2 separate regions of the Homo sapiens genome follow, and region 2 is linked to region 1. The links are chromatin loops, found by intact Hi-C in ENCODE. Cell type or tissue: heart left ventricle. All regions are shown on one strand. Each heading gives the region's core, and the rest is flanking DNA. Links, peaks and the distances in the headings are about the cores only.

Region 1 (10,535 bases), core at 2,406-7,405:
ATCTGAACTCTGGGCTAATCCCAGTTATTTCAGAATTTGAAAATCTTCAAAAGAACAAAAGAAAGCCCTAGAGGCATTACAGATAATTATAATAAAACATGAGTGACATTTTTAATTGCAAAATTGCTCAAGAAATAGCATCTTCAAAGTGGGAATTGATCTATAGCTGATACTGACTATTGCTTATGGTTGCTTCCAAATTATATTCTGCCCCTGACGTTTTTCCGATGGAAAAATCAACATCTCTTTCAAAGATCGAATATTGTGTTTTCCTTAATTGAGCATCTAAATGATTTGCCCCTTCCAGTGGGTTCTTTTTCTGTCTTCATTCACCAGCCGGCTTCCATTTCTATTCTGCAGCGCTGCTTGCTAGCAGTTTCTGTCAAGCCAGTGCTCAAAGTTTGTCAATTACTCATGCAAATGAGCTCGGTTGCCAATCCAGAATTGGAAGAACTGGGTTTCCCTTTTTATTTTAAGATTGTGCTAGAGTGCAGGGAAAACCAGCTGTGTCCGTCAGAATGCTTTCAGCTGCAAGGGACAGAGAACCTCATGAGGGGAGCTCGGCCAGTCGGGAGAACGGGTCACCTCGAGTCACAAGTCCGGGGGGAGTGCAGGTCTGGGGACCCCAAGGAATTCAGGGGCCACAGACACCACAATTCTTCCCTGTCTCTGCTGTAGAATCCAGGCTCTCTCCTCCAAGGGGTGCAGCTGAGGAACTCAGAGAGCAGATTGACCCCGCCGATCCCGGCTGCAGGACTAGCAAGGGCTTCATCTGCAGGTCCCATCCCCTCCAGGGAGGATGGGGATGACAGCCAATGCCCTCGGGTGCGCACCATGGCCAGGACACTGCCCCAACACAGGCCATTCTTTTGATGACCCTGCGAACGTGCACGATGACTGACTCCCGTGTTACAGAGGAGGAGCCAGGAGCACGGAGACGTCAGGAGTCACCCAAGACCATGCAGCCCAGGAGCCAGGATCTGCTCTGCCTGTGCTTTGCACCGACAACCCTCACTGTCTGCACCTCATGGGGTTGTCTGGGTCCTGGGGTTTGTATGAGTAACACGCAGGCAGGCACATGGTCATGCTATCCACTGCCAGCTACCAGTTTTCCGAGCACTATCCCATTTCTTTCCTGGTTCCCAGCTTGTCCCCATGTGGCACCTGGAGGCCAAAGGCAAATCTGGGGCTGTGCATGACAAGGGCTCGGGTGGGAACTCCGCCCACAGACACACCCACCCTCCTGAGGCCCATGTCTGCTCTAGGGCGAGGCCCTGGCTTCCATTGGGTCCACGACAGGCAGGGCTCGAGGTGTCATTATTTCACCCCACAGCCCAACGTGCTTCTGTCAGTCGACGGTTTTTACTCCAGCGAGCAGCATCACCCTTAAAAAGGTGGCAGAAACATGGGAGATGGGTGGGAGGAGGGCAACAGAGCCACCGTCTGCTTTCATCGCCCAAGCGCAGCGGCTCTGCCACCTGGCAGCCGAGGCCATGCAAGATTTCGCAGGAGGAGCCCATGGCCGCGGGGAGGAGGAGTGGGCGCAGGAGCCCACGGAACAGGCCAGGCAGGAGGGAAGGAGGAGTGGGAGACCCAGGCCATTCTCCTTCCCACTTTGGCGCTGGCAGACAGATCCAAGGAGCTGCCGCCAGGGCGGCCTCCAGGCCCCCGAGAAGAATTCCTCAGAGATTTTGCAAAGCCAGGGTTTCCTTCACGCAGTGCCACTGTCACAGGCGTTCGAACCAGAGCAACTCCATCTTGAGTGAGGGCTGGAAAATGAGGCTAGGCCTTGCTGGGCTGCATTCTTAGGAAGTCAGGCATTCCGAGCCTCTAGATGTTTACAGTTCAGGGAACAAATTAACAATGTTTACTAAACAGACCCAGACTTGAGAGTGTCCAGATATCCCCATAACTGGAGAACAAAGGCATTCCTAACTTTGCTTTAAAGCGAATAATATCTATTCTTGTAAAATATAGTAATTAAGAAACCTAATCCTTTATCACAAACCCTTGTAGCAGAGCACATCTCCCCATATGAAGCAGCATTTTCCCAGGGTGGACGCGTCCCTCCTCTTACTTTCTGGAACGTTCTCCTCTGTCTATGGAGCAGCTGCACTTTCACCACTTTGCTTTCTTAATAAACTTGCTTTTACTTTGCCCTGTGAACTCGCCCTGAATTCCTTCTCGCGCAAGACCCAAGAACCCCCTCTTGGGGTCTGGATTGGGACCCCGTCCTGTAACATATTTCTGGCGACCACAGAAGGGATGATAGTGCAGAATCCCTGAGCTGATGGCCACCTGAGGGTGCGTGGTGGGTCCTGCAGCACCCCTGCCTGCCCCACTGGCCACCTCTGCTGCAGGGGGCTTCAGCTGCCACCTCACAGCAGAAAACGTCTCGCCCTGGAAATGAAGTGGGTTCTGCAGGAACCAGGAAGATTTTATTTGATTGCAGTGGTGAAGAGAGAAACGGTCAAAGCTGACTCTGGCACAGGACAGGCTTGGAGGGCGCCGAGGATGAGGTCGAACAGACGATCGCGTGTGCGCCTTGACCTTCCCTGTGCCCTTGCCCTGCCCTGCCCAGCACGATCTGGCCGCCGACATTCTACACGGATAGCAAATGAGGGTCTGAGTCTTCATGTCTTTCCCCTGGAGCTACGCTTCCCACCTGGGAAGCTTTCAAAGCAAACTGGCTGGGACTCCACCCTCAGGTTTCCGATTCCATCACCTGGGGTGTGGCCCTGCCATGGTGTTTCCGACAAGTTCCCACGTGACGCGGCGAGGCCGGCTGCAAAGCTCTGCTCTGGGTCTTTGTTTTGCAGTTTGGAGTAGAAGCATCAACAACGCAGTTAAGCACCAATTCAATGACCCCCTATTTAGTACCTGGCATATTTTGTACTGGGCATGGGACTTGGTTATTGCGCCCCACGTAATTACAGGGTACAGTCCGGGCTGAGAGCCACTTCCCCAGGGATATACACGTCCAGCCCCTGCCTAGGAGGTGTTCCTGGTGGATCTACCTCTTCCTTCAAGTTTACTGTTAAGGGGAGGGATGATTTTTATAGAGAAGGGAGAGTTTCGAAAATGCCAAGTCTCTTAGCTCAGTGTCCGTGCCAGACCCTGCCCTGCTCCAACAGCCCTAGGGCCCCTCTTTCCTGTTCCCTTCAGCCTCTGTTCTTGCTTTTTTGCTGAATCAGCAGAGCATAAAAGTGTCGTCAGATCAACTAGCATCTGCTCCATGCTATGGCCATGTAGGTAGGCAGTGGCTTCTGTCCCACCAGCCACATGGCCACAGTCGTCCAGTTGCCCAGGAGGGGAAGGTGAGTGTAGTATGCCGTCACCACCCTCAGCAGCCTCTCGCGCCACGTCCTGTGACTCGACCCGCATAGTCCTCCCCTCCCAGTGCCCCATCTGGAAATGTAACTCATCTGCCTCTCCAGGGGCTAAAAATCTGATAAATTAATTTCCTTTTAAGATATAAGTGGATTGATAAAGCTTAGTACAGTTACCATCTTAGAGATGCCTCTATTCTGTTGGCCATAGTACCTCCACGTTGAAAGCATGAAGATTCTGTAATGTACATTGGGAGAGAATTCCCCACAGGTCTCTCACATTGCTGTGTGTCTTGCAGGCAAGGCACTAACTGCCTTTGTCCAAAGCTGTCTTTTCCAGAATGACTGTATAGCAAACAGCCTTGAAAGATACAGATCGTTTCTCTCTGGAGCAAAGGGTAAGCATGTTTCCTGCCTATGATAAAAGATTTATATCTTCTGAGCTCAGGGTTTCTCTCTGTAATGCACCTGCTCTGTGTGGGGGCACCCACCTGTGCCCATCCACTTCCAGTACCCCATGGCACTGGAAGACAAGAGGAACTGCCGTAAAGATGCAGATGCCTGTGCTGCCTGTGCCACGAGTGACAGGCTTTTGTCTCTGACCTCGGAATCTCATGCCTCCTACAGAATCTCTGAAATGGGCAGGCTGATGTGTTAGCTCACAAGTGGTGAAATCTCAGTCTTTCACAGTTTCTGGCACTATGTTCACACGGTGGATGATTACACAGCTGTCAGAATGAATGCACTGCAGTGAGACACAACATGGTAAAACTCAGCAACGCAATAGTAAGGCAAAAAGTAGTCTAAAACCACTACAGAAAGCATAATACCACGTTAGTAAAGTTAAGCACGTCTATATTAACACACTTTTTAGGAATACCTATGGGTGCAAAACTATTTTTTAAAAAGTGAAAGTGGAGAAGCAGGGACATGGGATTTAGGATGATGGTCAGCTGGGGGTGAAGAGCTAGGGGATGGTGCGGGAGCATGGGATCAGGTGCAGCCGTGTGGTTTAAGGCAGGTTACAGCCAAAATCCTGGCTTCTGTTTGGGTTGTAGACACTCCATCCACATTATCAAAATAAAACTAGTAGCTCACCGTATTGGCCAATGAATGAAACTGTACTATGTGAAGCAAGGATTATTATTAATTTAGTTTGTTTACCTGAAAATAGTTAGATAAGGATGGACAGATAAATAGATTAAATAAATAAATGCATGGATGAATAGACGGATGGATACATAAACAACAGACAAAAAGCTTGGCGGAAAACCTCCTTCCTGAGGAAGTTTCTTACTCAGGAACTCTTGTCCTTTCTTTTAATCTAAAGATGAAATGAGACATCTTATCGGGAATATTGGTTTAGAGGACTGAGTACCAATGCCACGTGGCAGCGCTTTTTTTTTTCTTTTTTTTTTTTTTTTTTTTTTTGCATAAACACCTGTGATAGCAATTTCTTACATTGCGCAGCCCAGAGACATCCTTCAAGTCCCCCAGTCTGGGCGTGGTCAACTTTGCTGTATGTTCAGGGAGACCCAGCCACAGCATTGAGGGAATTTCTAGAAAAACTCAACAGCTGACCTCTTTGCCTGGCTCCCTGAAGTCCCAAAGAGGCTGAGGGACCCTGGGAACAACTGGAATTGCGGGTTTCTCCCTTGGGTGTTCGCGGGCCTGGGCACAGCGCGATGGGAAACGCAGGTGCCGCCCACCCAGTCGGCAGTTCCGGACCTGCACGGCCGTGCACTCTGCCCCCAGGTGGCGCTCTTGGGATCTGGCCCGCATGGCGGGGTCCTTTGGCTCAGCTTGTTCTGAGCCCCCAGAGCTTGAGCTGCCTGTGCCAATGTCCCCCTAAAAGGGATGCCAGTTTACAGACTTTTCTAGGCCTCTAGGCTTGAGGTAAATCTTACAAGTTAATTTCCTTGAAAGACAGAATTGCTGTGGGTGAAGAAAGGCTTGTATGGCTTGTATGGCCTGAGCAGGGAATGAGGTGTGTAATTTAAAATTACTTCATGGCTGGGCATGATGGCTCACGCCTATAATCCCAACACTTTGGGAACCTGAGGCAAGCAGATCACCGGAGGTCAGGAATTCAAGACCAGCCTGGGCAACATGGTGAATGAAACCCCGTCTCTACTAAAAATACAAAAATTAGCCGGGCATGGTGGCGCATGCCTATAATCCCAGCTACTCAGGAGGCTGAGGCAGGAGAATTGCTTAAACCCGGGATGTGGTGGTTGCAGTGAGCCAAGATTGCACCACTGCACTCCAACCTGGGCAACAGAGCAAGACTCTGTTAAAAAATAAATAACATAAAATAAAATCAGTTCCTAGAAAATGAAATATCGACCGTTGAAATGTGGAGTTTCTGAGGCTACGCAGCCCAGGCCCTGGCTGGAGATTTGTGCTAATAAGCCTCGTGACCCTGGGCACAGCCCAGCTTTATCACCTTCCCTGTGGGTCAGATGCGGAGGCAGCAGCCAGTCTCCAAGTCTGCTTCCAGTGCTGAGATGCCGTCATTCCTGCTTCCACACCACACCCTGGTCCTCGCTGCAGGTGTCCGTTTCCCAGGCCCCTGAAAGAGGAATTGGAAGATAAAGATTCTATTTCAGGCACGATGACCGCTCTCTGATCCCTTCGTCTACACAGCAATTGCACACAACTCCTTTGAGGTTGTTGTTTTTCATCCATGGCCTTCGGTTCACGATGCCCATCACGCCCCCAGTCCAGGAGGATTCATTAGACAATGTCTGTGAAGGGCTGACCTCATCAAAGGGAAGTGCTATATGAATCCGAGGCATTAAAAATAGAAGTGAAGCCAGAAGATGTTTAATCTCAAGGGTAAACGTTTCCTGTGCTGCTCGATAAACCGCACGTGTTCAAAGAGGAGCAGGCAACACAATGCAAGGAGGAGGACGGCGTCTACACGGGAGTAAAAGCAGGCCAGCCCATCGGGCGCTGGAAGAAAAGGCACCCCCGTGCTTAGAGGCCCACTGATGACCAGAGGGGCTGTCCTGGGGCCCACATACGCAGGAGGTGAACAGCATCCCCGTGCCTTGCTCGGCGTTTCCGTGAGGTGTCAAGGCAGCCCTAAGCGGTGCATGTGCCCTGCAATGGGAAGGCGGGGTGGGGCCCTAACCTTCCCCTGGACCTTGGGCAAGCACTTCCTGCCTCTGAGTCCCATCTTGGAGAGGAGGGCTGGCCATACACTTTTCAGTTTGCACAAAGGCCTGTGATGCCTTTGCTGCATGAATTCCATCAAACCCATCCCTGCCTGAGAGGCGTCGGAGCACCGTGGCCAAGAACCCAGATCCTGGAGCCTTGGTTCAAATCTCACTTCTGTCACTTAATATTTCCCCCAATATTTTGTTAAGGAAAAATTTAAACATGGAAAAGCTGCCAGAATGGCTCAGTGAGCACCTGCCCACCCGCCGCCTGCCCGCCACCCACTCCTACATGCTAGCAATGGACATTTTATCACATCTGCCCCCAGGTCCAATGCTCTGTCCACCAACCCATCTTGCTTTCATGTATTTCAAATGAACTTTAGGCCAGGCAGCCTTCCTATCAGGAAGGCTGAGGCATTGGCCTCCCATGGCTGCTCCAGCAACATCTCCAAACCAACAAACAACTCTGCCCAAGAGCAACCAGAGTCGTGTGGATTTCACTTTACAAGTAAGATGCCAGATTAGGGAGAAGGATTACAAATGGGTAGGAAAGTCAGGGATGGTCCCTGTGTGCCTGAGTGCTGTCACTGAACAGCAGCGGGCATCCGTGATTCCGATGCCCACATCAGGGCCCTTCTGAGCACCAGGTAGGTGGCATGTCCAGCACTCCCAGACCCACCAACAGATGACTCGGAAAGGCTGGGCTTTTACTGAAACATCTGTACCAAGAAGTCATCTGCTAATAGTTTTCTTTGTCAGACTCTCTGTTTTCATGTTTCATCATGAGCAATCTCAGCGTTAGAGGAAGTTTGGAGAAAAATAACCCATTGCCCACACCTAACTATTTATGTTTATTTTTATTTATCTATTTTTTTATTTTTTTGCCGGGCCACTTCATGAGACCTCATGTAGTTCACCCTCGGCAACCTCAACATGTCTCTGAAAAACAAGGATGTTCTCCTGCACAGTCAAAGTACCATTCTCACACCTAAGAAAGTCAGTAACGATTCCTTAATACCATCTCCTATCGTGTCCAAATTCAGAATGTCCCCGTTGTCCCCACATGCCTTGTATTACAGAACCAGTCAAAGTTCATGCATTGTATTTTGTTTTTCTGTCTCTATTGCCTCTTTATTTTATTTTATTTTATTTTATTTTATTTTATTTGAGACATAGTCGCACTCTCTTGCCCAGACTGGAGTGCAGTGGTGCCATCTTGGCTCACTGCAACCTCTGCCTCCCGGGTTCAAGCAATTCTGCTGCCTCAGTCTCCTGAGTAGCTGGGATTACAGGTGTCCGCCACCAGGCTCAGCTAATTTTTTGTGTTTTTAGTAGAGATAGGTTTCACCATGTTGGCCAGGCTGGTCTCGAACTCCTGACCTCAGGTGATCCACCCACCTCAGCCTCCCAAACTGTTGGTGGCGTGAGCCACCATACCTGACCTAGAAAAATAATTTACTCTTTAAATTTGATTGGATTTTAACAAAAGTATGTTCATGCCTCCTCAATACATCTTCTATGAGAACTGCATACAGACATTCACCTGTTCACAAGAAACTTTAGTAAATTATTTAAATGTTACTGTGCCCTCCCTGGATTGGACTTTGGAATTTGCCTTTCATTAACACACTACAGTCTGACATGGGGCTAAAATATAAACACTGTCTCTATTTTAAAATAAGTGATCCTACTTAAAATTAGCAAAATGGAACCCTGTTAGGCTGTGAAATGAAGTGCCCAGTTGGACGTCAAGCAAGTGCGGCCTCCCCATTGCCTGACCATCCACCAGTCTCCCTGGAGTGGTGGCTGCTGCATCTGACCCTGACTCAGATGTTAGTTGACTCCAGAGTGTCCGGAGTTTGCCAGCTTCCTGTGTAGAGCCAGAGTGAGACGGGCAGGCAGCCAGGAACGCACCTGCAACAGATGCCCATTGGATGGAGTTTCTCTCCCGGCTTCCCTGCCCTGCTCCCGGAGTCTCCCAGGTCCTAGGCCCTCACTGCCTGAGGCCACAGCCCTGAGTATGCATCAGCTTTTCCTCCCTGAGCTGTGCCAGAGCCCTGAGCCCACCTCGTACCCCCAGGATCCCATCCCTGTCCTCTGGCTTCAGGCTGGAAAGATGGCGGTGTCAGTGGCCCCCAAAAAGGTCATGTCCACTAGAAGCTGTGAATGTGACTTTATTTGGAAATAGGGTCTTTGTGGGCCAGGTGCAGCGGCTCACATCTGTAATCCCAGAACTTTGGGAGGCCAATGCAGGTGGATCACGAGGTCAAGAGATGGAGACCATCCTGGCCAACATGGTGAAACCCCATCTTTACTAAAAACACAAAAATTAGCTGGGTGTGGTGACCTGCACCTGTAGTCCCAGCTACTCGGGAGGCTGAGGCAGGAGAATCACTTGAACCTGGGAGGCAGAGGTTGCAGTGAGCCGAGATCACGCCACTGCACTCCAGCCTGGTGACAGAGTAAGACTCCGTCTCAAAAAAAAAAAAAAAAGGAAATAGGGTCTTTGTGGGTGGAATCAAGTTAAGGTGAGGTCACACTGAAGTAGGGTGAGCTTGGATGCAACCACCAGTGAGTGTCCTTAAAGGAAGGAAATTGGGCCGGGTGCAGTGCCTGTAATCCCAGCACTTTGGGAGGCCAAGGCAGGTGGATCACCTGAGTTAAGGAGTTCGAGACCAGCCTGGCCAACATGGTGAAACCCCATCTCTACTAAAAATACAAAACTTAGCCTGGTGTGGTGGCAGGCGCCTGTGATCCCAGCTACTGAGGAGGCTGAGGCACAAGAATGGCTTAAACCCAGGAAGCGGAGGTTGCAGTGAGCTGAGATGGTGCCACCGCATTCCAGCCTGGGTGACAGAGCGAGAGTCCATATCAAAAAAAAAAGAAGAAGGAAATCTGAACACAGACACACACACACACACACACACACACACACACACACACACACACACACGGGAGACCAGCAAGTGACGTTCAAGGCAGAGGCTGGAGCGATGTGTCCACCAACCAGAGGACACCGAGGATGGCGAGGATGGCGAGGACAGTGAGGATGGTGAGGATGGCGAGGACACCGAGGACGGCGAGGACACCGAGGACGGCGAGGACGGCGAGGACGGCGAGGATGGCGAGGATGGCGAGGACACTGAGGATGGCGAGGATGGCGAGGACGGTGAGGACGGCGAGGACGGCGAGGATGGCGAGGACACAGAGGACGGTGAGCATGGCGAGGACGGCGAGGATGGCGAGGACGGCGAGGACGGCGAGGACGGCGAGGACACCGAGGATGGCGAGGACGGCGAGGACGGTGAGGACGGCGAGGATGGCGAGGATGGCAAGGATGGCTGGCAGCCAGCAGGGGCTGGGAGAGGGGTGAAGGGTCTTCCCCAGAGCCTGCCAAGGGGGCATGTTTCTGCCTACACTTTGACCTTGGGCATTCGGTCCCCAGAACGGTGAGAGAACGCACTTCTGTTGTGTATACTATGCAGTGTGTGACACTTTGTTACGGCAGTCCTAGGACATGAACTCAGGAGGCGTCAGTGACTGGCCAGGGTGTCCTTTCCAAGAAGGTTTTAAAGCAGGACAGTGTCTCAGCTCAGGAGGAAACATCTAAAATGGTGAAGGCGTCGGACCAGCTACTCAGCAGGTAGAAATCATATCTCAGAATGCAAGAAGAGAATTTGAGAAAACTGCTTTGATCTGCAGGTTTTGAAGGAACGGTGGGCATTTTGATGTCACTTTTCTGAGCAATTGTGCTCAAGGCGACCATGTAGACATGGGAAGGCATAACTGTCTGTTTCTAAGCACTGCTGGTAACAGACACCCCTGATCAGACAACCCGATCATTCCTCATCCCAGACCTCCCCCTTTTCCCTGCTAAGGAGATGCTGGCCAGGGAAGAGGCGAATTCACTCAATAATTCAGCAAAATAACTCGATGACTTTTTTTTTTTTTGAGACGGAGTCTCACTCTGTCACCCAGGCTGGAGTGCAATGGTGCCGGCTCGGCTCACTGCAACCTCCACTGCCTCCCAGGTTGAAGTGAT
Region 2 (10,535 bases), core at 3,564-8,563, 110 kb after region 1:
TATTGTGTACGTGGGCAGAGGGGAGAGGCACTCACTCAAGAATTTCCTAGATGTCTGATACAGAACTCACCCTGTGAATCTAGTTAGGTTTCTAAGCATCAGTAGCACAGTGTATGACAGCACATGTGCCAGCAGACCTCACCTGTGCAGAGGGTTCTATGGAGAGGCGAAGTCGTTAGCCTGCTGTGGCTTCTCTGGGGAAGATTCAGACTGGCAGACAGTTGCTCCAGTGCCCTCATCCTTGATCTGCTTACTCCCTGTGATGAACACATGTATTTTGTGAGATGTCTGCCACATGGGTGGGAAACGTGTATTTTCACCATCGTGAAAAAAATATGGCTGTATTCAATAGCATTGCTGGAAAATAGAATGGGCTGAGGGAGGTTTTTAAGGGTGTGGTTATTGGGCAGATGTTGCAGGTTCCTGCTACAGTGTGATGATCTGTGCAGATGTTGTAGGTTCCTGCTAGCACTGACGGCATAGGCAGGTGTTGTATGTTCCTGCAGGTTCCTGCTAGCACTGATGGCATAGGCAGGTGTTGTAGGTTCCTGCTACAGTGTGTGATAACCTGTGCAGATGTTGTAGGTTCCTGCTAGCGTTGACGGCATAGGCAGGTGTTGTAGGTTCCTGCTACAGTGTGATGACCTGTGTAGATGCTGTAGGTTCCTGCTAGCACTGACGGCATAGGCAGGTGTTGTAGGTTCCTGCTAGAGTGTGATAACCTGTGCGATGTTGCAGGTTCCTGCTAGCACTGACAGCATAGGCAGGTGTTGTAGGTTCCTGCTAGAGTTGACGGCTTAGGCAGATGTAGGTTCCTTTGAGCTCAGGAATGTAACACAGTAAGCTTAAGGTAACCTATACAGCTTCAGGAAAAGAGGATTGGTTGTTTATTTCCTGTGGTCTCAGGGTGTCCTTCCCTGGAGTTTAGTATAGGCCCATCCACCATCCAGAGGCTTCATTTTGAATTTGGGGAGTTTGCTAAGAACTTTAACCAGGTCTGAAGGAAAAAGGGGAGTTGTGCATTTGTAAAGTATTTGGTTTTGATTGAACCAACAGTGCAAGTTACAGGTTAAGCCAGTTTTCAGGTTAGAATATTTCCTGCTGGTATGGACGTGGTCATTTTAGTCATCATACTATGACGGCTGAGCTGCGTGTCCAGCTGCGGTGAGTGGGCCACTTGCCTCTTTCACGTAAGGAAGGCTTCCTCTTCACGCATTTGTCAGTGGTCAAGAAAGTTAAAACAAGAAGGCAGGAGAATGTCGCTGTCCTCCCAGCACCCGGTTTGGGACGGTCTGGGAGGGTGTGATGGAGTGCAGTGTTCTGTATGTTGATGTGTGTTGACGGATTTCTCTGTCCTCCCGGCACCCGGCTTGGGACGGTCTGGGAGGGTGTGATGGAGTATGGTGTTCTGTATATTGATGTGTGTTGATGGATTTTTCTTTCCTCCCGGCACCCGGCTTCGGATGGTCTGGGAGGGTGTGATGGAGTGCAGTGTTCTGTATGTTGATGTGTGTTGATGGATTTCTCTGAGTGGCGATTTCAGGGATGCTTATTTCTGTCCAGTGAATCTCAGACATGGGGAGCCTAATCTTCACATTTGGTGACTCTCCCTGGCAGCTTCTCACGTGAAAGCTGATTGTTAGCTGCTGGTGCCTCCCTCCCCGGCCCTCTGCTCACCACCTGCCCTCACGGGTGAGCCGCTGCACTTCTCGGGCTCGTTGGCCTGCAGTCAGCTCTCGGCTCGGTGCTGTGGAGGTGTTTTGCTTTTGCCAGGAAAGTGCATCCTCCACACCTTCCCTCCTGGTCGACTCTTAGTCACCCGGCTGGTGTGTAAAGCACAGAGTGCTCTGAACAGTGTTCCAAGTGTGTCCCAAGTTAAAACGTTGTGGTTAGCCAACTCCAGTTCAAATTCCTTCCCTACTTCATGTAAGATATGTGAGCTCTCCAGCCTCAATTTCTTCAACTGGGAAATGAAAATAACAGGGATGTCCCTTTCAAACAATGGTGAGTTTTAAATGTGATCATACATCTGGGAGTCTTAAAATAGTACGTGGCACACAGTGATTCATCAGAAAATGTGAGGATTTTACTGATGGGGTAATTGGGCACTGGATAGCTAAGACTTACTAGTTTCGAGATAAGTTAGTAGCATAATAATAATAACTATTACTATTATTTGAGACGGAGTCTTACTCTGTTGCTGAGGCTGGAGTGCAGTGGTGCCATCTCGGCTCACTGCAATCTCCGCTTCCTGGGTTCAAGCAATTCTCCTGCCTCAGCCTCCCAAGTAGCTGAGACTACAGGCGCCCGCTACCACGCCTGGCTAATTTTTGTATTTTTAGTAGAGACAGGGTTTCACCATGTTGGCCAGGCTGGTCTTGAACTCCTGACCTCAGGTGATTCACCCACCTGGGCCTCCCAAAGTGTGGGGATTACAGGCGTGAGCCACCGCCCCAGCCCATAATCAGAATTAGAATGTAGCTATTTAAAATTTTATCCCAGTGTTTTAAAGTATGTTTAGAGTATTAGTACCACCCAAATAAATAATCATTCATTCTTTTATTCAGTTGGTAATAATGTGAATGTTTAGTGAGTACTAAGCTCTTACTGTGTACCCTAGTATGAAGAGAATAAAAGGATGCACAATAAATATACATCCCCTAATCAGAGACAGTTTCAAATTTTAGTTTATAATTTGTAGGTGTTCCTCCTCACAGCTATATATTAGAATCATATGAGAATGAGTGAGGAAAGCCAAAAAAACAAAAGGATCATCGAGAAGCATAAAACAAAAAGATTAGGAGCGGTGAGAGGCAGGACCCAGGCTTGGTATTGTTATGTTTTAAATAATTTTCTAAAGTTTTGAATTGTAAAAAAAGCATGCATGGAACTGACCATCATAGCCATGTTAAGTGTACAGTTCAGCAGTATTGAGCACCTCCACATTGTCGTGCAGCGGAACTCCAGAAATTCTCCGTCTTGCAAAACTCAGCCTCTGGGCCGTTAAACTAGGTGTCCCCACCTCCCCTCCCCCAGGCCCTGGTGACCACCGTTCTGCTTTCTCTGTCTGTGATTTTGACCACTTTAGATACGTCATTTCAGTGGACTCATCCTGTGTCGTTTTGTGGCGGAATCACGTTCTGTTGTGTGTATACACCACGTTTTTCTTGTCCGTTCACCTGTGATGGACTCTTGGGCGTCTGCCGTAGGCCGCTGTGAATGCTGGCGGCGGTGATCGTGTGCTGACGTCTCCTCCACGTACTGAGTTCGTGTCTTTTGGATGCGCGCCCAGAGGTGGCACTGCTGGATCCTGTGCTGGGTCATACCTATGTTTAATTCTCTGAGGAACCTCCGTGCTGTCTCCATAGCAGCCGTGTCGTTTCACACTTGCACCAACAGTGCACAGGGCTCCGGTTCCCCACGTCCTCACCGGGTAACTGGGGTTCCGGCTCCCCACGTCCTCCCCGGGTAACTGGGGTTCCGGTTCCCCACGTCCTCACCGGGTAACTGGGGTTCCGGCTCCCCGCGTCCTCCCCGGGTAACTGGGGCTCTGGTTCCCCACGTCCTCACCGGCACTTGGCACTGTCTAGTGTTTTGGTAGCAGCCATCCTGCTCCGTGTAGGTAGTATCTCATTGTGGGGTTTTGTTGTTGTTTTTTAGAGACAGCACCTCGCTCTCTTACCCAGGCTGGAGTGCAGTGGCACAACCATACCTCACTGCAGCTTCGACCTCCTGGGCTCAAGCGATCCTCCCACCTCAGTCTCCCCAGTAGCTGGGATCACAGGCGTGCACCACCATGCCTGGCTAATTAAAAAAAAAAAAAAAAAAAGACAACTTTTTTTGGAGAGGGAGGGTCTCATTAGGTTGCTCAGGCTGGTATTGAACTCAAGTGATCCTCCTACGTTGACCTCCCTAAGTGCTGGGATTACAGCTGTGAGCTGCTGTGCCTGGCCTCATTGTGGTTTTAATTTGAGCACTTTTCATCTCCTTATTAGACCTTCTTGCTACAAATGTCTATTGAGGTTCTTTGCCTATTTTAAAATCGGGTAATTGATTTTTTTCTGTCATTGGCTTGCATTGGCATAGTTTTTTTTTTTTTAACTTCCTAAGTGGTACTGACGTGTGGCCGGGGTGAAAACCTCTGGCCTAGGTATGGAACAGGTAGAGGGTGTTACCGAGATGATGAGTAGGAGTGTTCAGAAGGTGGTAGGGATCACCCGTCTGCTCCGGAGGGATCGCTTGTTGAGATGAGATGAACGCTGCACTTGTGGACATGCAGACGTCTTGCAAACAAGTGGGGTCAGGATGTGGTACTCAGGTGCAGCCTCAGGGCCAGGGTGGATTCGGGAGCGTAAGGGAAGGGACTGTTGCTGGAAAGAAAAGTAGGTATTGAAGGAGGTGGAGGCAAAACAGTCCCTGCACCTCTCCACCTGCAGACTCAGCTGCCGCCACTGCAGCCTCCCGGAGCTTGGCGTCCACGGGTAAGGACCTCCCTCAGCTTGTGGGCAACATGTCTTCAGCCAGCGTGCCAAGAAACTGCAAAGGCAAAATAGTGTTTTTGGCAGTGTTTCAAAGAAACAGAGAGTGCATTATGTGCACATTCAATAGCCCTACTGTAGCTTTTTAGCAAATTACAAAAAGTAACACAGGGCCTGGTATGGTGGCTCATGCTTGTAATCCCTGCACTTTGGGAGGCCAAGGCCGGCGGATCACTTGAGGTCAGGAGTTCGAGACCGGCCTGGCCAACATGGGGAAACCCCATCTCTACTAAAAGTACAAAAATTAGCCAGGCATTGTGGTGCACGCCTGTAATCCCAGCTACTCGGGAGGCTGAGGCAGGAGAATTGCTTGAACCTGGGAGGCGGTGGTTGCAGTGTTCAGAGATCACGCCATTGCACTCCATTCGGACGGACAGAGTGTAAGACTCCATCTCAAAAAAAAAACAAAACAAAACGAAGGAACACAGGATTGTATGCAGAAAGAAAGGGTAAGGCAAAATTGAAGGGATGGGATGAATTTGAGCATCCCTCATTCCAAAATCCCAAATCCAAAATGCCCAAAAATCTGAAACTTTTCAAGCACCAGCATGATGCCACAAGTGGAAAATTCCATTCATAAGCTGTTGACACAAACTTTCATGCATAAAATTATTTAAAATATTGTATAAAATTACCATCAGGCTGTGTGTATGAGGTGTGTGTGAAACACAAATGAATTTTGTGTTTAGATTTGGGTCTCATCACAAGGTATCTCATGATGCATATGCAAATGTCCCAAAATCCAAAGCACATCTGGTCCCAAGCATTTTGGATAAGGGCTACTCAACCTGTATTTATAGACAGAAGCTAGAAGGCATTTGTGGGACTCTCAAACTAAGATGGGTCTTCATTACCTTCTAACTTTGGCGATCATGTAGTAGATATATTTATTCTGAGAAACAATCATAAATATAAATGCATTTCTTTCATTTCTTTTTATTGAGATGGGATCTTGCTCTGTTGTGCAGGCTGGAGAGCAATAGCATGATCTCAGCTTACTGCAGCCTCCGCCTCCTGGGCTCAAGCAATCCTCCCATCTCAGCCTCCAGAGTAGCTGAGACTGTAGGTATGCGCTCCCACACCCAGCCAATTTTTGTATTCTTTGTAGAGACAGGGTTCTGCTCTGTCACCCAGGCTGGTCTCAGACTCCTGGACTCATGCGATCCATTCGCCGAGGCCTCCAAAAGTGCTGGGATTACAAGCGTGAGCCACCACGCCCGGCCTGAATGCAATTTTTACATTATAGTCATTTATGCTTCTTCCTGTTAATCCGAAATAAGCAATTGTGTTTTTGCTAGCCAGCTACAGAGATAATGTAAAAAATGTTTTAAAACCATATTATCAAGCAGAAAATGGTGCTTGTAGATCAATATCTTCAACAGTTTCCCATTAAAATTTCAGTATGTGGTCGGATCTAACTACTGGAGGAGCTTCGAGGTCATGCCAGTGTCCTTAACACTCGCGTTTGTTAAAGACAGCCACTGCCGCCCTTTGCGGCTATGTGCCTCACCTCTTCCACATCACGGAGCACACACAGAATGTTGCCATTTGAGCCATGCACTGGGTCACGGGTGGGCTGGGCGTCAGGGTGCCCACAGCTGGAGTGACCTACAGAGCCCAGCTCTGCTGGGGCCCCAGGGCAGGTGGCTGCAGCGTCCCCAGCGGCCTCCCTGGCGTGCCACAGCATGAGGCTGTCTGCTCTGGTGGATGCCGTGGGCCATGGATGCGCCTCCATCTCCGCACAGTGCAGCCGGTCTAGCTCCCTAAGCCGCCAGGCTCTGTGCCCAACTCAAGCAGCAGCCAAGTGGAGAGAGCTGGAATGTGTCATCCCTGGTCCCAGCCTTCTATTTCTTAATAGAAATTAAGAACTTCTGCCACGCTTAAAAGAATAAGGGAAACTTTCATTTCGTAGCATTCTAACTTTTATTTTAAAAGTCTTTCACTATTGAATGACTTTCCTGAATTAACTACATTCTCAAAAATATTCCCAGCATTGGTCAAAGGCTTAAGGAATTTTTTACTAAAAGTTGCAACTTGTTGAGTATTAAAAGTCTTACAGATAAAAATAAGCAAAGGAGATTTACAGAACTCAGAAAAGAAGAGAAGACACAGATATGCTTTGGGGAAAGTACTGAACCTAGATATTAATCAGAGAAAAGCTGGGAACGTTGATTCCTAGGAATGTGGATACTGTGTTAGGAAGAGAAAGGGAAGGAGAGTCTCCATCCTCCCACGTGGGGACACGTCTGCTGAAGGATGCGGGGTTGAATCCCCTTCAGCCTCTCGTGAATTTCTGTCTTAGGGAAGGAGAATCTCCATCCTCCCACGTGGGGACACGCCTGCTGAAGGATGCGGGGTTGAATCCCCTTCAGCCTCTCGTGAATTTCTGTCTTAGGGAAGGAGAGTCTCCATCCTCCCATGTGGGGACACGCCTGCTGAAGGACGCGGGGTTGAATCCCCCTTCAGCCTCTCGTGAATTTCTGTCTTAGGGAAGGAGAGTCTCCATCCTCCCACGTGGGGACATGCCTGCTGAAGGAAGCGGGGTTGAATCCCCCTTCAGCCTCTCGTGAATTTCTGTCTTAGGGAAGGAGAGTCTCCATCCTCCCACGTGGGGACACGCCTGCTGAAGGATGCGGGGTTGAGTCCCCTTCAGCCTCTCGTGAATTTCTGTCTTAGGGAAGGAGAGTCTCCATCCTCCCACGTGGGGACACGCCTGCTGAAGGATGCGGGGTTGAGTCCCCTTCAGCCTCTCGTGAATTTCTGTCTTAGGGAAGGAGAGTCTCCATCCTCCCACGTGGGGACACGCCTGCTGAAGGATGCGGGGTTGAGTCCCCTTCAGCCTCTCGTGAATTTCTGTCTTAGGGAAGGAGAGTCTCCATCCTCCCACGTGGGGACACGCCTGCTGAAGGATGCGGGTTTGAATCCCCTTCAGCCTCTCGTGAATTTCTGTCTTAGGGAAGGAGAGTCTCCATCCTCCCACGTGGGGACACGCCTGCTGAAGGACGCGGGGTTGAATCCCTCTTCAGCCTCTCGTGAATTTCTGTCTTAGGGAAGGAGAGTCTCCATCCTCCCACGTGGGGACACGCCTGCTGAAGGATGCGGGTTTGAATCCCCTTCAGCCTCTCGTGAATTTCTGTCTTAGGGAAGGAGAGTCTCCATCCTCCCACGTGGGGACACGCCTGCTGAAGGACGCGGGGTTGAATCCCCCTTCAGCCTCTCGTGAATTTCTCAGTCTTTCAGTCCACTTTGCTCACTAGTGTTTACTGCACTAGGTTTTCGTTTGGGAGAATAACAAAGCCTCCTTTGAGTTCGGGGAAGGTTGGAAGTGGAAGCTGCCTGTTTGGGAGAGATGACTTCTGACCTCTTCTGGGTCACGTAGCTTCCCCCTGCCTTTTTATAACAAGTAGAATTGTTATGATAATTACCGTCATCATGATATTTTTATTTATCATTATCCTCTCCTTCATCAAACATTTATAGAGCAATTAATTCTGTGCCATTCTAACTTCATCGGTGTAATGTCATCATGAGGTACAATAGCATTATTATTCCCACTTTAGAGATGGGAATTGAGGCATAACACGTAGACGGCTGCCCACTGTGGAGGAGCTGAACCTTGGCGGTGGGGCCGCAGGGTCTCTCTGCTCCCTGTGGGACCGCCCTTTTCTCACTGTTGTGAGCAGGGCTGTTCCTTTCCAGCAAGATGAACACCGGTGTAAGCGCGTCTTCGTGTCCTTCCATGGATGTTTGTAGAGGTGGAGCTACTGTGTCGAAAGGCATGTGTCTTGGTATTGTTTGTTTACTGCTAAATTGCCACCGTACGTTTTTCTTCCATGAACAGCCTGCGAATACACCCTGCCATTTGTTTATTGGGCTGTTCATTTTTTTCTCTTGATTTGTGAGAGCTCTTTTTATATTAAATAAATTAGCCCTTGCCAGGTACAGTGTGGCTGATGCCTGTAAACCCAGCACTTTGGGAGGCTGAGTTGGGTGGATTGTTTGAGGCCAGCAATTTGAGACCAGCCTGGCCAACATGGTGAAACCCCATCTCTATTAAAAATACAAAAATTAGCCGGATGTGGTGACGCGCACCTGTAATCCCAGCTACTAGGGAGGCTGAGGCATGAGAATCACTTGAACCCGGAAGGTGGAGGTTGCAGTGAGCCGAGATCGCACCAGTGCACTTCAGCCTGGGCGACAGTGAGGCTCCATCTCAAAAACAAAACAAAACAAAACAAAAAAAAAAACAGACATTGGCCCTTTGACTGATATGCATACTGCAGATAATCCCCCCCCCCTTTTTTTGAGACAGGGTCTTACTCTGTCACCCAGGCTGGAGTGCAGTGCTGTGATCCCGCGTCACTGCAGCCTGGTTCCAGTGATTCTCCCGCCTCAGAGTGCTGGGACTACAGGCATCAGCCACTGTGACTGGCCTCCCAGTTTTTCATTTGTCTTTTGACATTATGGTATACACATACACACATGCGTGTGTGTAAATACACAAATATATATGTCATTGCATCTTTGTAAATAACGATGTGGCTAAGTCGTTCATCTTTTCCTGAGCCCTGGAGTGCCCCATGCTTTTAAGGGACCCCTTCCCCCTTTCCACAGGTATAAGCCTTTCAGGAATTGGTCTAGTATTGGTCATTCATTTGTTAGGAAATTAGGATGTTTCCTTTCTTAGGGCCTCTCACTGTAAACCCTGTGTCTGATTATGTCATAAATGGCCTGCCTCGTTTCAAGGTGGGGGACGTCTGGCAGCAGAGAAGTCACAACAGTGACGGCGGCTGTGTCAGGTGGGGATGTACATGGAGAAGAAAATGGGGCAGGACAGTGGGGCTCGGGGCCGGGAGGAGGGCAGCCTTTTTCTGTGCTGCAGTCAGGAAGGCCTCCTGCGAGGACCTGTTTGAGCACAGGAGTGACATGCAGCGCCATTCCCAAAGTCTCCTGGGTTCCCGGGGGTGGAGAGTGCAGCTCAGGAGAATCCTCCCGGCGGGCGCCCCTGTGTGGAGCGGGTACCCCTGTGCCTGGTGGGCGCCCCTGTGCGGAGCGGGCTGTGAGGGACGGGGGCTCCTCTTTCTGTCCCCACCCCCAGCCTGCTGCCATCGTCTTCAGCACTGAATACGCGTCCGTCTGACGGGTTGTGTATTTCTATGTGAGAAAATTAATGAGGAATTTTACTGAGAGTTGTTCTGACCATACAAACTTAATTGCCCTTTCAGTGGAATGAACCACACATTTCTACAACACAGAATACCGTAATGTAGTTTAATAGCCTGGAATAGCAGTAGGATGCCAAGAATTTACTTTCCACCGCCGATAACCACAGTGTCCTTGCTGGCCATCCTACAATTGCTAAAGAGAATGTAGTTGTCAGTGTAGCATCGGGACTTTCCAGGAAAGTCAGCCAGGATGCACCCACCTGGGAGTGGCTTCCGCCTGGCCTCCAGCAGCTGCCGAAGGAGCCGTGTCCTTTGGAGTTAATGGAGGGACTGGCTGTGTATTCAATCACATATGCTACATGGTCTACACATCCTGCCCACAGGTGAGTTAACAGGTCATCTTTTCATCTTTCACTCTAAGTCTTGGGGCAGGAGGTAGAAGTCAGTGACATCAGGCCCAGGGTAAATGAGTCAGTGTTCCCAATGACATATACGGTGGCTTACAGTTACCCCGGCCCAGACTTTTTTCTCTCTGTCCCTCCGTCCCTTTGTACCTGCGTGTTATGTGGATGGCGTGCATGTGTCTGCACAGCTGCGTGATGTTCCCCTGTGGACTCAACCTCCCCCGCCCCTGGCCGCCCCACATCATGGACAGCTGGGCTCCAATCTTCTGCTTTTATAAATAGTGCTGCAGATGCCTTGTGAGTACATCAGCTATATTTCTGCGAGGACAGCTTTGGGATCGCTTTGGAGAAGGGAGATTTCTGAGAAGGGGGGTACGTTTGCGGTTTGCTCTGTCAGTGCCGTAGGAGGATGCCTGTTCTCCACCTAC

What was found. Peaks named below come from ENCODE experiments on the same cell type or tissue, not always from the same donor. Only the 100,000 strongest peaks of a DNase experiment are listed, where the experiment ranks them.
Region 2: it touches region 1 in a loop (1.8-fold over the local background); 1 of 110 quality-filtered maps calls a loop at or near these places.

Annotation. Positions count from the first base shown.
Region 1 is chr13:112,635,855-112,646,389 of GRCh38, forward strand. No RefSeq gene overlaps it. Among named protein-coding and RNA genes, the nearest start is that of ATP11AUN, 5.9 kb to the right of the region's middle. RefSeq lists an enhancer at 1,029-1,698 and a silencer at 6,805-6,988. In heart left ventricle, for the core only: CTCF peaks have their summits at 5,090 (motif pointing right) and 5,293; a DNase peak (open chromatin) is centred at 5,067; H3K27me3 peaks cover 2,201 bases.
Region 2 is chr13:112,742,905-112,753,439 of GRCh38, forward strand. The region is part of intron 1 of ATP11A (ATPase phospholipid transporting 11A); the gene reads left to right. ATP11A-AS1 (ATP11A antisense RNA 1) reads right to left here. Exons shown (of 2, transcript NR_046661.1): 2 at 2,545-4,536. Among named protein-coding and RNA genes, the nearest start is that of ATP11A-AS1, 6.6 kb to the right of the region's middle. RefSeq lists enhancers at 3,309-3,830, 4,475-4,974. In heart left ventricle, for the core only: no CTCF peak of the experiment used is centred there; a DNase peak (open chromatin) is centred at 6,297; H3K27ac peaks cover 252 bases.